4 separate regions of the Homo sapiens genome follow, and all the other regions are linked to region 4. A link is a contact called in ENCODE Hi-C or POLR2A ChIA-PET data. All regions are on one chromosome and are shown on one strand. Each heading gives the region's core, a stretch centred on a gene start or an enhancer-like site at or near the end of the contact. The rest is flanking DNA. Distances are from core to core; before and after follow the strand shown. Region 1 holds the start of RSPH9 (radial spoke head component 9). Region 2 holds the start of POLH (DNA polymerase eta). Region 3 holds the start of TAF8 (TATA-box binding protein associated factor 8). Region 4 holds the start of CNPY3-GNMT (CNPY3-GNMT readthrough).

Evidence for each region. Hi-C counts contacts between places; a loop is a spot of excess contacts on that map. ChIA-PET counts read pairs that join two places held with the same protein, here RNA polymerase II (POLR2A). Pooled maps may share reads with other maps.
Region 1: a pooled map shows a loop between it and region 4 (4-fold over the local background). The contact joins the promoter of RSPH9 here to the promoter of CNPY3-GNMT in region 4. A Hi-C loop is called at or near these places in 1 of 50 pooled maps. POLR2A ChIA-PET finds 5 or more read pairs at or near these places in 3 of 52 experiments (GM12878, HEK293 and activated CD4-positive, alpha-beta memory T cell).
Region 2: a loop to region 4 is called in a map of naive thymus-derived CD4-positive, alpha-beta T cell, with 14 times the contacts of the local background. The contact joins the promoter of POLH here to the promoter of CNPY3-GNMT in region 4. A Hi-C loop is called at or near these places in 1 of 168 maps with a recorded cell type or tissue (naive thymus-derived CD4-positive, alpha-beta T cell) and 11 of 50 pooled maps. POLR2A ChIA-PET finds 5 or more read pairs at or near these places in 3 of 52 experiments (GM12878, PC-9 and activated T-cell).
Region 3: a map of naive thymus-derived CD4-positive, alpha-beta T cell shows a loop between it and region 4 (28-fold over the local background). The contact joins the promoter of TAF8 here to the promoter of CNPY3-GNMT in region 4. A Hi-C loop is called at or near these places in 2 of 168 maps with a recorded cell type or tissue (CD8-positive, alpha-beta T cell and naive thymus-derived CD4-positive, alpha-beta T cell), 2 of 37 single-sample maps with no recorded cell type and 10 of 50 pooled maps. POLR2A ChIA-PET finds 5 or more read pairs at or near these places in 5 of 52 experiments (A673, CD4-positive, alpha-beta memory T cell, H1 and 2 more).

The regions. Positions count from the first base shown.
Region 1 is chr6:43,643,742-43,646,441 of GRCh38, reverse strand. It overlaps RSPH9 (radial spoke head component 9), which reads right to left and starts at 1,406. Exons shown (of 5, transcript NM_152732.5): 1 at 1,117-1,406. The coding sequence starts at 1,343. RefSeq lists a silencer at 1,799-1,987.
Region 2 is chr6:43,574,915-43,577,710 of GRCh38, reverse strand. It overlaps POLH (DNA polymerase eta), which reads right to left and starts at 1,526. Exons shown (of 11, transcript NM_006502.3): 1 at 1,271-1,526. XPO5 (exportin 5) reads left to right here and starts at 1,673. Exons shown (of 32, transcript NM_020750.3): 1 at 1,673-1,951. The coding sequence starts at 1,847. RefSeq lists an enhancer at 1,257-1,506 and a silencer at 1,527-1,726.
Region 3 is chr6:42,049,253-42,051,953 of GRCh38, reverse strand. TAF8 (TATA-box binding protein associated factor 8) reads right to left here and starts at 1,430. Exons shown (of 9, transcript NM_138572.3): 1 at 1,368-1,430; 2 at 441-597. The coding sequence starts at 1,412. It also overlaps a transcript of CCND3 not described here. RefSeq lists enhancers at 704-1,255, 925-1,474, 1,256-1,807.
Region 4 is chr6:42,928,027-42,931,031 of GRCh38, reverse strand. It overlaps CNPY3-GNMT (CNPY3-GNMT readthrough), which reads right to left and starts at 1,552. Exons shown (of 5, transcript NR_134892.2): 1 at 1,311-1,552. It overlaps CNPY3 (canopy FGF signaling regulator 3), which reads right to left and starts at 1,552. Exons shown (of 6, transcript NM_006586.5): 1 at 1,311-1,552. The coding sequence starts at 1,461. RefSeq lists enhancers at 834-943, 1,254-1,513, 1,156-1,657, 1,964-2,013, 2,024-2,073 and 1 more.

The DNA.
Region 1 (2,700 bases), core at 157-2,656, 720 kb before region 4:
ATAAATAAATAAATAATTGCCAAGCGCGGTGGGTGATCCCAGCACTTTGGGAGGCTGAGGCGGACGGATCACGAGGTCAGGAGATCGAGACCATCCTAGCTAACACGGTGAAACCCCGTCTCTACTAAAAATACAAAAAAAAATTAACCGGGCATGGTGGCGGGCGCCTGTAGTCCCAGCCACTCGGGAGGCTGAGGGAGGAGAATGGCGTGAACCCAGGAGGCGGAGCTTGCAGTGAGCCGAGATCGAGCCACTGCACTCCAGCCTGGGCGACAGAGCGAGACTCCGTCTAAAATAATAATAATAATAATAATAAATAAATAGCCAGGTGTGGTGGCACGTGCCTGTAATCCCAGCTATTTGGGAGGCTGAGGCAGGAAAATCGCTTGAATCCGGGAGGCGGAGGTTGCAGTGAACCAAGATAGCGACACTGCACTCCAGCCTGGGTGACAGAGCAAGACTCTGCCTCAAAACAAAAATAAATAAATAAATAGCTGGATGGTCCTGTATGGTAGTGACCAGGGAATTTTCCCCAGCTCTCTCCCCATTCCGCATTCGTTCTCTATTTCCAAAAGCGCCTCCAGCTCCAGAGCAGATACCTCTATCAAAGAGCACCACCCTCTCCCTCTGGCGTCTGACTCTTCTCCAAACTGAGCCTTCTCCAAACTGAGCCAGGCCCAGCACTTGGCTGGAACCTGGCTTCTTCTCCAGGTCCGCATTTTCCAGAAACCTTCCCACTGCTTCACCTGCGTTCTTGGCCCTGTCTCTCTTATAAACCCATCCGCATGTAAGTTTCTCTTGGCCTCCTCAGGCGGAGAACAAGCTCTCGCAAGGCCCCGCCCTCCGGGGGACATCGCCCGTCCATTGCCCCGCCCTCTCAGGCTCCGCCCTAGCCTCAGATTCCGAGACATCCCCATCCCCGCCCTTTCCCTCAACCACCTCTTGACCGTCCCCAGGCCCGCCCCCCAGGGTCTCCCCCATTCCACTCATCTCAGATCCCGCCCACACCTCCCTTGGCCCCATGGGCCCCGCCCCTTTCAATTGCTGCGACCCGCCCACCCCGCCCTGCCTCCAGGTAGCCACCCTCTGGGGAGCCCGTCCCGGGGGCCTCCTCACCTATAGAGCGTCTTGCGCGGTGCGAGCTGGTCCTCACTCAGGCCCTGCGCGATGTAGTAATCGGCGACGAGGCCAAGGATGCGGCCCCAGAAGAGAACCCGATCATAGCGGTAGTCGCGCTTAACCAGCATAAGAGACGTGAGCAGCGAGGCCCGACGGTCCGGGCTGAGGCCCTGCCCACTGCCGGACGCCAGCTCCAGAGACAGCAGGAGGCTGTCGGCGTCCATCAGGTCAGCGGCTCCGCTCAACGCCCGTCGAGTTGCTAGGAGAAGCCGCCTCCATGGAGACCTGAAGCTCCGCCCTTCCGCCTAGCTGGACGCTAGGTTCCACCCACCCCACCGCCTACCGCCCAGACCTCCTCCCCACGGAGGCCTAGGCATCAGCCCCCTCCCTCATCCTTTCCAGAGTTTGGGACGGGATGTCTTCAGTTGCCACGGCCACAGTATGGCTTCCCCTACAGTTAGGCTACAGTTGGGGTTGTAAGTCCAAACCCAGCCTTTTTCCATAGATATTTGGCCTTCCCTGAGCCCTTTCACATAGTCGACATTTAGAGTCTTTACTGTATATGGACCTGGGGTCTGGAAAGAAAACAATACAAAACCCCAACACTGACACTAACTGTACTATTTCACCCCAGTCATGTCACTTCTTGACCTCAGAATGATCTGTGAAGAATTTGAGATTCCTCCTGGCTCTAATTAAGATTCTGTCAACCCGACTACCTCCACCCGCACCCCACCCCAAGCCAGGTCTTACAGAATGAGGTCCATCCATTCTCTTCCATCTTCACCAGCTGTCTTCTTTATCTACCCTTTCCATAGAAATATTCTAAGTGACAAATGAAAATCTAGGCAATGGGGGCAAGGTATAGGGTAACACCTTGGGAAAGGAGGGTGAGGAGAGAGATACAAAAAGGGGGACTTTTATAGACTACACTTTCTCATCAACTACCACCTTTCTCATCAACTACCAACTACCACCAACTGTTGTTTTTAGATCCAAATGGTAGCAAGAGATGAAAGGCCAGAACCTCACTGCAACTGGAGCTTCACTCCCTGGGCTAGATCACTTCTCCACATTCACTTCTTGAGTCCCCAGCCAAGGACAAACAAACAGGTTCCTCAGCAAGCTTGTTGCCACAGGAGATGGGCTTTATCGTTAATGTTGCTAGTTGATATTTTCATTTCTGGATTCCTTTGAAGAGCACTCAGGAAATCAGAATGACCTGGGCCCCAGCTGATAAATAAGTGTGTAAATAACCCAGATAATTACTTTTTTGATTGTCTGGGCATTGTTGGTTTTCGGGGGTTGAGACAGGGTCTCACTTTGTCACCCAGGCTGGAGTGTAGTGGTGTGTGATCTCAGCTCACTGCAGCCTCAACCTCCTGGGCTCAAGTGATCTTCCCACCTCAGCCCCCCAGGTAGCTGGGACTACAGGTGTGTGCCACCACACCCAATATTTTTTGTATTTTTAGTAGAGACGGGGTTTTGCCATGTTGGCCAGGCTGGTGTTGAACTCCGAGCTCAAGTGATCCACTCACCTGAGCCTCCCAAAGTGCTGGGATTACAGGTGTGAACCACCAC
Region 2 (2,796 bases), core at 277-2,776, 650 kb before region 4:
ATTTAAATACGAGAAACACAGGTTATACAGTTGAGTGAGCACCCAACTGTATTCTAAAAAAAGTTTTTCAAAAACTAACATTCACCTTGAAAAAAAAAACGTCTTACAACTGCAAAGCAGGAAGGTGAGTGGAAAGAAAAATAATTAAAATCAGAGCAGTCAAAGCATTAATTCCTTATAAATTCCAATCGACCACGCCTAAAACAGGCAGAATGTGATACTTTAAACATTTACAAGTTAAAACTATAACATGCCAGAAGTCCCTCTACTTTGAAGTGGCTTTTCAGTAGTACTGGAACAGACTGAGCCAACAAATAGTATTGTAACACAAAAAAACACAGGCTAAGCACCATATTAGATCCAAATACCAGAAGTGGAGCAAGAATAGGAAGCAGTGATTTATGTTCAGCACACAATTTACTAAGCACACAATCACAAAAACAGACATGCAGACTTTAACAGATAATAAAGCTGTTGAGGTTTTCCGTTTATGTATTTACTGGAGAAAGCAAGAGCTTTATTTATTTATTTTTGAGACGGAGTTTCGCTCTGTCGCCCAGGCTGGAGTGCAAAGGCGCGATCTCGGCTCACTGAACCTCCGCCTCCCGGGTTCAAGCGATTCTCCCACCTCAGCCTCCCGAGTAGCTGGGATTACAGGCGCGCACCGCCACGCCTGTATAAAAATACTAAAAATGCAAACATAATTTTTGTATGTTTAGTAGAAACGGGGTTTCACCATGTTGGTGAGGCTGGTCTCGAACTCCTGACCTCAGGTGATCCGCCCGCCTCCGCCTCCCAAAGTGCTGGGATTACAGGCGTGAGCCACCGCGCCCGGCCAAGAGCTTTATAAAGATGGAAAATGAAGAAGACTTTCTGCCCAAGCCATGCTTTTGGATAAGGATTACACTACTTTGAAACCTTATACATAGCACTTGGCCAATTATCAAAACTGCACAAACCTTCACTGATTGCAATTATTCCCTTTAAACATCTCGAGTTACCCCAATCCGCACAAAACAAGTTTAGTGCCCACCAGGTAATAATACATCCAGGAAAGTAATTCCAAGAGAGAGGTTTAACAACTACAGGGAAAAACATACTTTTTTCTACAAGAAAAATCTTAGAAGACAGTACCAGGGCCTTATCCCTGTTAGCATGATTTATATTTCACGCAACCTTGGCCCAGTCACTGCTACATTATAAAACCAATAGCCAAGGCAACATAGAAAGTCTGAACACAGTGACAGCGAACGGTTCTAAATTTTCTTACCAAGGTAACAAACACCTGGCAAAACTGCCAGCAGCGGTTGCCGAAAATGCTGGGTTCGGTGCCTACTGGAAGGAAAATGGAAGGGCTCCTGAATATCTTTTCGCCTTTCTAGGAGCGGTCCAGTGAGTTTCGAGCGAGATTTATTCCCTGTGACGACGGAGAAACCGAGAAGGGATCGTAAAGGATCCTGCCCGGGCAACCGTCCCCAGCAGGGATCAGACGAGAGCGGCGCGCCCAGCAATGCAGCCGCCAGACTGAGGTCTGACAGCGCGCCCGCTGCGAAGGGCCGTTGACGCGGCTGCGCACCGCGGCCCTTCCGCCTCCCGCCCCGCCCACCTAGGCTCAACCTGCACACGGGAGCCGCCACTTCCGCGGGCGCGTGCGCAGTGGCGGGCCGGGCGCGTGCGCAGCGCCGGCTTCTTCCCAGCGCGAGTTGCTGCTAACGCTCCTCCTCCAGCTTCCCACCCCCGCCGCCCGCCGCGGCCCGGTACCAACGGGTGGTCTCGCCGAGGGAGCTGTCGTGCCTCGTGGTCCCGGGACTGCAGTGGTGTGCGCTCTCGGCGCGTGGCGCTAGGCATGGCGATGGATCAAGTAAACGCGCTGTGCGAGCAGCTGGTGAAAGCGGTGACGGTCATGATGGACCCCAACTCCACCCAGCGCTACCGGCTGGAAGCCCTCAAGGTAGCTGGGGTCCTGGCGTCCTGGGCCGGTCCCGACACCCTCTCCCAGCCCCAGCAGCTCCGGCGCCGCCTGTAACTGGGGTAGTCTCCCGCCCACGCGGCCCCTGGACCTCCTTTCCCAACTCCCCGGGACCTTCCCCTCGCGGCCCTCCGCGCCTCTCCCAAATCGCCGCCTTCTCTACTCGCCGCTCCTGTCCTTTGCCTGGGACACTCCGGTCCCTATGCTGCTTCTCATCTCGCCGCAGCTTCCCACAGCCCTCTCCTCCCCCTTTCCTCGCTTCTGTGCACTCTTGTCCGCAACATGACCCTCGCCCATTTTCATTCCCCAAGCCCGACATCCCCTCGCCTTCCCGAGGCGCACGTGTAGATCCCGCCCCCAACACCAGCTTCGTTCTTTATGGTCTCTCCTGCACTAAACGTTTTCCTGCTGGCCCACTCCCCTGGCCCTGACCGAGCTCCAGCCCCTCTGGTACCCTTATGCTTATATGCTTTAACATCTCGCTAACTTTCGTTTGTGTCTTGGACATTTTCCGGGGAAATTCTCGCACCCCTACTTCTCCCATGTTTTTGAGTGTAATATTTTTAGGCTATTTTGCGCAAAGATAACTTCTACCACTTACTTTGCATTTTAACAAGGGCACTTTGGTTTCCTGAAAGTAGTTTGCGTGAGACCCGAATGCTCTGCTCTTGGGACTGACTTATGTTGCAGTTTGGGGGTGTTAATACAATTCAAGCTTACTTGCCCATAAAACAACGTGTGTGGGCTGTGAGAAATGGCCATTTAGGAGAAAATACTTGTGCTGTACATTTTTAAAGTGATGTTAACTTCAAAAAAGAGAGTGACCA
Region 3 (2,701 bases), core at 181-2,680, 880 kb after region 4:
GATGGAGCCTCACAGGCTGGAGTGCAGTGGTGCGATCTCAGTTCACTGTAACCTCTGCCTCCCAGATTCAAGCGATTCTCCTGCCTCAGTCTCCCGAGTGGCTGGGATTATAGACACCTGCCACCACGCCCAGCTAATTTTTTTGTGTGTTTTTTAGTAGAGACGGGGTTTCGCCACGTTGGCCAGGCTGGTCTTGAACTCCTGACTTCAGGTGATCCACCCGCCTCAGCCTCCTAAAGTACTGGGATTACAGGCGTGAGCCACCACGCTCGGCCCATTGTGCTGTTTTCTTTTCTCAACTTTTTACATTAAAAAAAATTTTTTTTCTCCCCTCTTAAGAAAAAAGTTTGTTTCTTAAATCCTCTCAAACACTATCACAAAGCAGGGCACAGAACTGATGTTGGGGTTGACTCCAAGGCCAAGTGTTTCCATGTACTCACAGCTCTGCAGCATCTCTGTCAGCGTTTCCACGGATGCTTTCTCGGCACTCTCAAACCCTGCCTCTGTCAGCAAGGAGCTCACAACCACCTGCAGGGTTCTCCTCCGGGCCAGATGATAGTTATCGGCAGGGTTAGTGGACTGTTTACTTCCCGATCTCTGTGAATCAGCAGAGAGATTTTCATCCACAGGAGAAGGATGCAATCACATAGTTCATACGTGGTCAACGGCAAGCAAAGTTATTTTACTAAATAATTTTATTTTAAAAATCAGTGCTTAATGTTTAGATTTACAGATCTTGGCCAACTGAGTAAAAATTGAGCACCCAAGGTGCTTTAAATACAGAGACCACTTCTCCGCTTACCTAAAACGTACAGTCCCAATGAGATAAAATAGCAGGTCTTTTACTTTCTACTTTAGCAGATTATTAGAATACATAGCTGAAGAAACACGCATGATGGGATTAAGACGTGTCCCGCAGAAAAAACAGGATCCCTCTCTTGTGCCTCCCATCTTCACACCATTTCATTGAAAGGGAAAATGAAAACAGTAACAAGAGGTGACCGCGAGGAGAGGAGGGCAAAAGATAAAAGCACAAAAAAGTAAGAAAGCTAAATATTTTGAAACGGGAATGCCTTTCAACTTTGGCCGGCCAATAAGAAGGCGAAAACGGCATCTTCAGACCAATCGGGGGTGTTCCGGGCTCCCAACCCCCAACAGCGAACGAGCCAATCAAGACACAGGTCCGCCAACTCCGGAGGCCGCAGCCAAGTCCCAAGGAGGGGGCGCCTACGGCCTGAAAACACCCTCCGCCAGTCGGAGCTCATGATGGGGCTGAATTTCTGGGCATTATCTTGTTGCTCAGTCGAGGGGAAAGTTGCAGGATACCCAAACTCTCTCGGCTCCGAGCCCGCGCTTCCTGCCCTTACCGTTCCGGAGCCACCGGCCCCAGCTGTGGCCGCCGCGTCGGCCATCTTGTTCTGGCGTAGTGTGCGCGAGCGCGGGGCGCGATGGGACTTGTAGTCGCGGGGCGGGGCGGGGCGGGGCGGCGTGCGCCCCTTGGTTTTCCGAAGCCCAGTCGGTTGGGGGACGCCTCCGGTGACCCCGGCTCACGTGACTTTTTTTTTTTTTTTTTGGATACAGAGTCTTGCTCCGTTTCACAGGCTAGAGTGCAATGGCGCGATCTCGGTTCACTGCAACCTCCACCTCCCAGGCTCAAGCGATCCTCCCGCCTCAGCCTCCGGAGTAGCTGGGATTACAGGCGGGCACCACCACGCCCCGCTAGTTTTTGTATTTTTAGTAGAGACCGAGTTTCGCCATGTTGGCCAGGCTGGTCTCGAACACCTAAGCTCAAGCAGTCCGCGGCCTCGGCCTCACAAGGTGCTGGGATTACAGGCGTGAGCTACCGCGCCAGCCTCACGTGACCTTTTGAGAGTGAAGTGTTCTGGGGCCTTCAGTGGCTTGGTTGTGGGCCAGGAAAACGCGCCCGGTTTCACTGAGTTAAAAGAAACCTATTTTAATATGAAAATCGGTTCTTATAAAGAGCATACCAGGAGATCATCTACACTCGCAGGGTTTTCCAAACTTGTCTTATTATTAGTAACACCTGGCTGGGCCCAGCCCAATCCCAGTGACTTCACTCTCTGGAAGAGGGGCTTGGGAATCTTTCTCATTAAGGAGCTCCCCAGATGATTCTTCTGAGCGAGTAATGTTGGGAAACCCTGGAGCATCCAGCCTGGTGATTTTGTGCTGAGGGCCGCCCCGCCTGTCAATGGCCCACTTGGAAGTAGAGCCTGGACCACCTAGTCCAAGTCTATCGCTGCATCCTGCTGCCTTCGCGCCCTCGACCCGCAAGTATTTGCGAGGCAAGTCTAGGGGGCGGGAGACTTGTCCCTTGCCGCCTCACTCCCAGGGCGTGGGGTGCCCGCGGCTACCAGTGGTTTTCTCCCTAGCCTGTCAGCCCCTCTAGCTGCGCCGTGTTCGTCCCCATTTGCAGGTGCCTGGCAGGACGCAGATTCTGGGCTTGGATCCTAACACTAGCCAGCTATGGTACTTCGGGCACTTGACCTTAATCCTCAGTGTGTCTCAGTTTCCTCTTCTGTAAAGCTGGGGGAAAGATGAGATGATACACAGAAAGAGTCTGTCACAGTGCCTGACGTGTAGTAAGAGTCAAGAAATCGGCCGGGCGCGGTGGCTCTCGCCTGTAATCCCAGCACTTTGAGAGGCCGAGGCGGGTGGATCACCTCAGGTCAGGAGTTCGAGA
Region 4 (3,005 bases), core at 303-2,802:
TGTAATCCCAGCTACTCAGGAGGCTGAGACAGGAAAATCGTTTGAACCTAGGAGGCAGAGGTTGCAATAAGCCGAGATCTCGCCACTGCACTCCAGCCTGGGCAACAGAGCCAGACAGTCTCATAAAAAAAAAAAAGGAAAAAAAGAAAAGAATGTACGGGGGAAGGCACAGGCTTGAACTCATACTGGGTGCCCTACCAGTGAAGTCGGCTTATCTCTAAAGCATCCTTTTAATCTCTCTAATGGAAGGATTATGTGTCCGAAACTTACCCCAAACCCACTTTCCAGTGTTTAGGGAACATCTGGCCTGATGTAGGCTTTCAATTCAGATGAGAGATTCACAGCCAACTTTCTGGGGGCCCTGGGGTTACGGGGCTAGGAAGGCAGGCATGACTGTAAGGTCTGAGGAGAAAACTAAGGGACGGAGTTGAGGAAAAAGAAATAGGTCCTTTATAGTCCTGGCTCGCTGGTAGCTCCCTCTCTCTCTCTCTCTGTAGTTCCTCAACGCCTATGTCTTTGGGACTCACCTTTTCTCCAAAGTCCTAAAATCTTCTTTCAAGTTCCCCATAGGCTCTATTGTTCCCCCAAAGGGCTCCTCAGATCCAGATCCTCCTCCTCACACACACCCACAGTCTCCCATTTAATCATCTGTATTCTCAAAACATTTATTGAGTGCCTACCAGACACTGTGTGAATACGTATCTAAGACAAAAATTCCTGCCTTCGAGGAGTTGTTAGTGGGTGCAACAGACAACTACACAGATTGGGTTGCAGTGAGGGCAAAAGGGGAAAGTCTTAGGTTTTTTTCCCCCAAGATGAGTCATCTGGAGCTTTTCAGTTCCTCAAACTCGTTCTTAGCTTCTCAGCCGGCAGGCCTCTGCCTCTGTAGTTTCCTGAGTGGGCCCCTCTCTTTCCACTTCTCTTCATCCGGCTAACTCCTAATGCCTCTTCGTGCTTCCTGTATGAAGCCCTCTTTGACTCCCCTCTGCACACAGCCTTCGCCCACCCCCTCCCCCACTCCAGGCTAGACCAGATGCTCCTCGTCCGGCCCCCAAAAGGAAGCTCTGTACCTCCCCTATCATGGCATCTACTACTCTGAATTATCATTGCTTGTTTCTACCAATGTGTGAACTCCAGGGGTACCGGGACCAGATCTCTCGTCCGCCGCAGCGTCCCGGCGCAAGCCTGTTCAAGGAAGGAAGACACCCTGCAGAGCTCGGAACCTTGCAACCCCCGACGCTGCTCCGCAAGCACCACCGCTGGAGCCAGCCCCTCCGGCAGGATACGCCCCACGGGCCCCGCCTCCTCACCTTCGCATTTGCTGGGCAGGCGAACCCAGTCGTTCTCCTCAGCTCCGGCCTGGCTCGGGCCCAGCTCCGGGGCCGGCAGCAGCAGCAGCAGCAGCAGCAGCAAGGGAAGAAGCAGAAGACAGCGGGACGCGGGCTCAGGCATTGAATCCATGGCCCGGCCGGGCCCGGACCCTAAAGGACCGGGCGGTTCCTCCTCCCGCGGCGCGCGCGGAGCAGTTTCCCCTCGCCGCTTCCGGGACTGCACACGTGCCTCCGAGCAACCACGACAACAGCTAGCCTCCCGCCCGCCCTCCTCTCGCAGCCGCAGCCCGCCTTCAAAGCGGACCAAGGCCCGCGGACGGCGCAGCCAATAGGCTTTCTGGGGTTTGCTCTCTAGCTAATGGGAAGACTATCTTTTTACGCCCTTGGCCAGTAAGAGAGCAGATGGTGGCCTCAGCGACCTATGGCAAAGTCCTTTCCCACCCCCTAACGGAGGCTCTGGGAGAGAGAGGATGCAGGACCAAGACCCGAGAAGAAGCCTGCGTCTGGGCCTGGGTGGGACGGATTCAGGCGCGCAGGTGCTGGAAGATGTGGGGAAGGCCGTCTTCGCGGCTTTCTCCGCCTCCTCGAACGTCACTTCCCTCCTGGGGTCCTAATGCCGCAAGTCCTTACTGAACATCTGTTTTTAAATTTTATTATTGGTATTGTGGTTGTTATAGCCGGGCACTCTTGTAGGCGCTTAAGGTGCAAGCAGGACGACTCAAACTGTCCCCAGCCTTCACACTTTTTTAGTAGCCAGTAGATTTGTCCTAGTGAGAACTAGAACAAATGACTTCCTCTCTGAGCCTGTTTCTATTTGTATGACGACAAAGTGATCCTCCTAGCTGCTGTGGGAGCTTGCCTGTTGTTGGGAAGCTCAAATAGGTTAATAGAATTAAAGCTTATCGAGCAGATTGTAAAAAGTTCAGGCATTAATTTTCTTTTTGTATGTAATCCCAGCCCCTTTTACTGCCCTATTATTTATTTCTTGATTCTGAGCTCTCAGAAGGCAGAAATTTAGCCGATTAACGATTGTCTCTCCCTTCCGCTTCCCCAGCAACAACAGGGTGCCTGGCACAAGGAGATACTCAGTAAAACTCTCATCTGCTGTGTCATTAAGGGGAACACTTAATGGCTCACGCCTGTAATCCCAGCACTTTGGGAGGCCGAGGCGGAAGGATCACCTGAGCCCAGGAGTTGGAGACCAGCCTGGGCAACAGATTGAGACCCTGTCTCAACAAAGAAGAAGAAGAAGAAAAAGGCCAGGCGCCGTGGCTAATGTCTGTAATCCCAGCACTTTGGGAGGCCAAGAAGGGAGAACTGCTTGAGGCCAGGAGTTCGAGACCAGCCTGGTCAACATAGCGAGACACCCCCCCCATCTCAAAAATAAATAAATCAAAATAAAAAATAAAGAGGAGGCCGGGCTTGGTGGCTCACGCCTATAATTCCAGCACTTTGGAAGGCCGAGGTAGGTGGATCACGAGGTCAGGAGTTCAAGACCAGCCTGGCCAAGATGCTGAAACCCCATCTCTACTAAAGATACAAAAAGTTAGCCGGGCGTGGTGGCACACGCCTGTAATCCCAGCTACTCGGGAGGTGGAGGCAGGAGAATTGCTTGAACCTGGGAGATGGAGGTTGCAGTGAGCCGAGATCACGCCATTGCACTCCAGCCTGGGC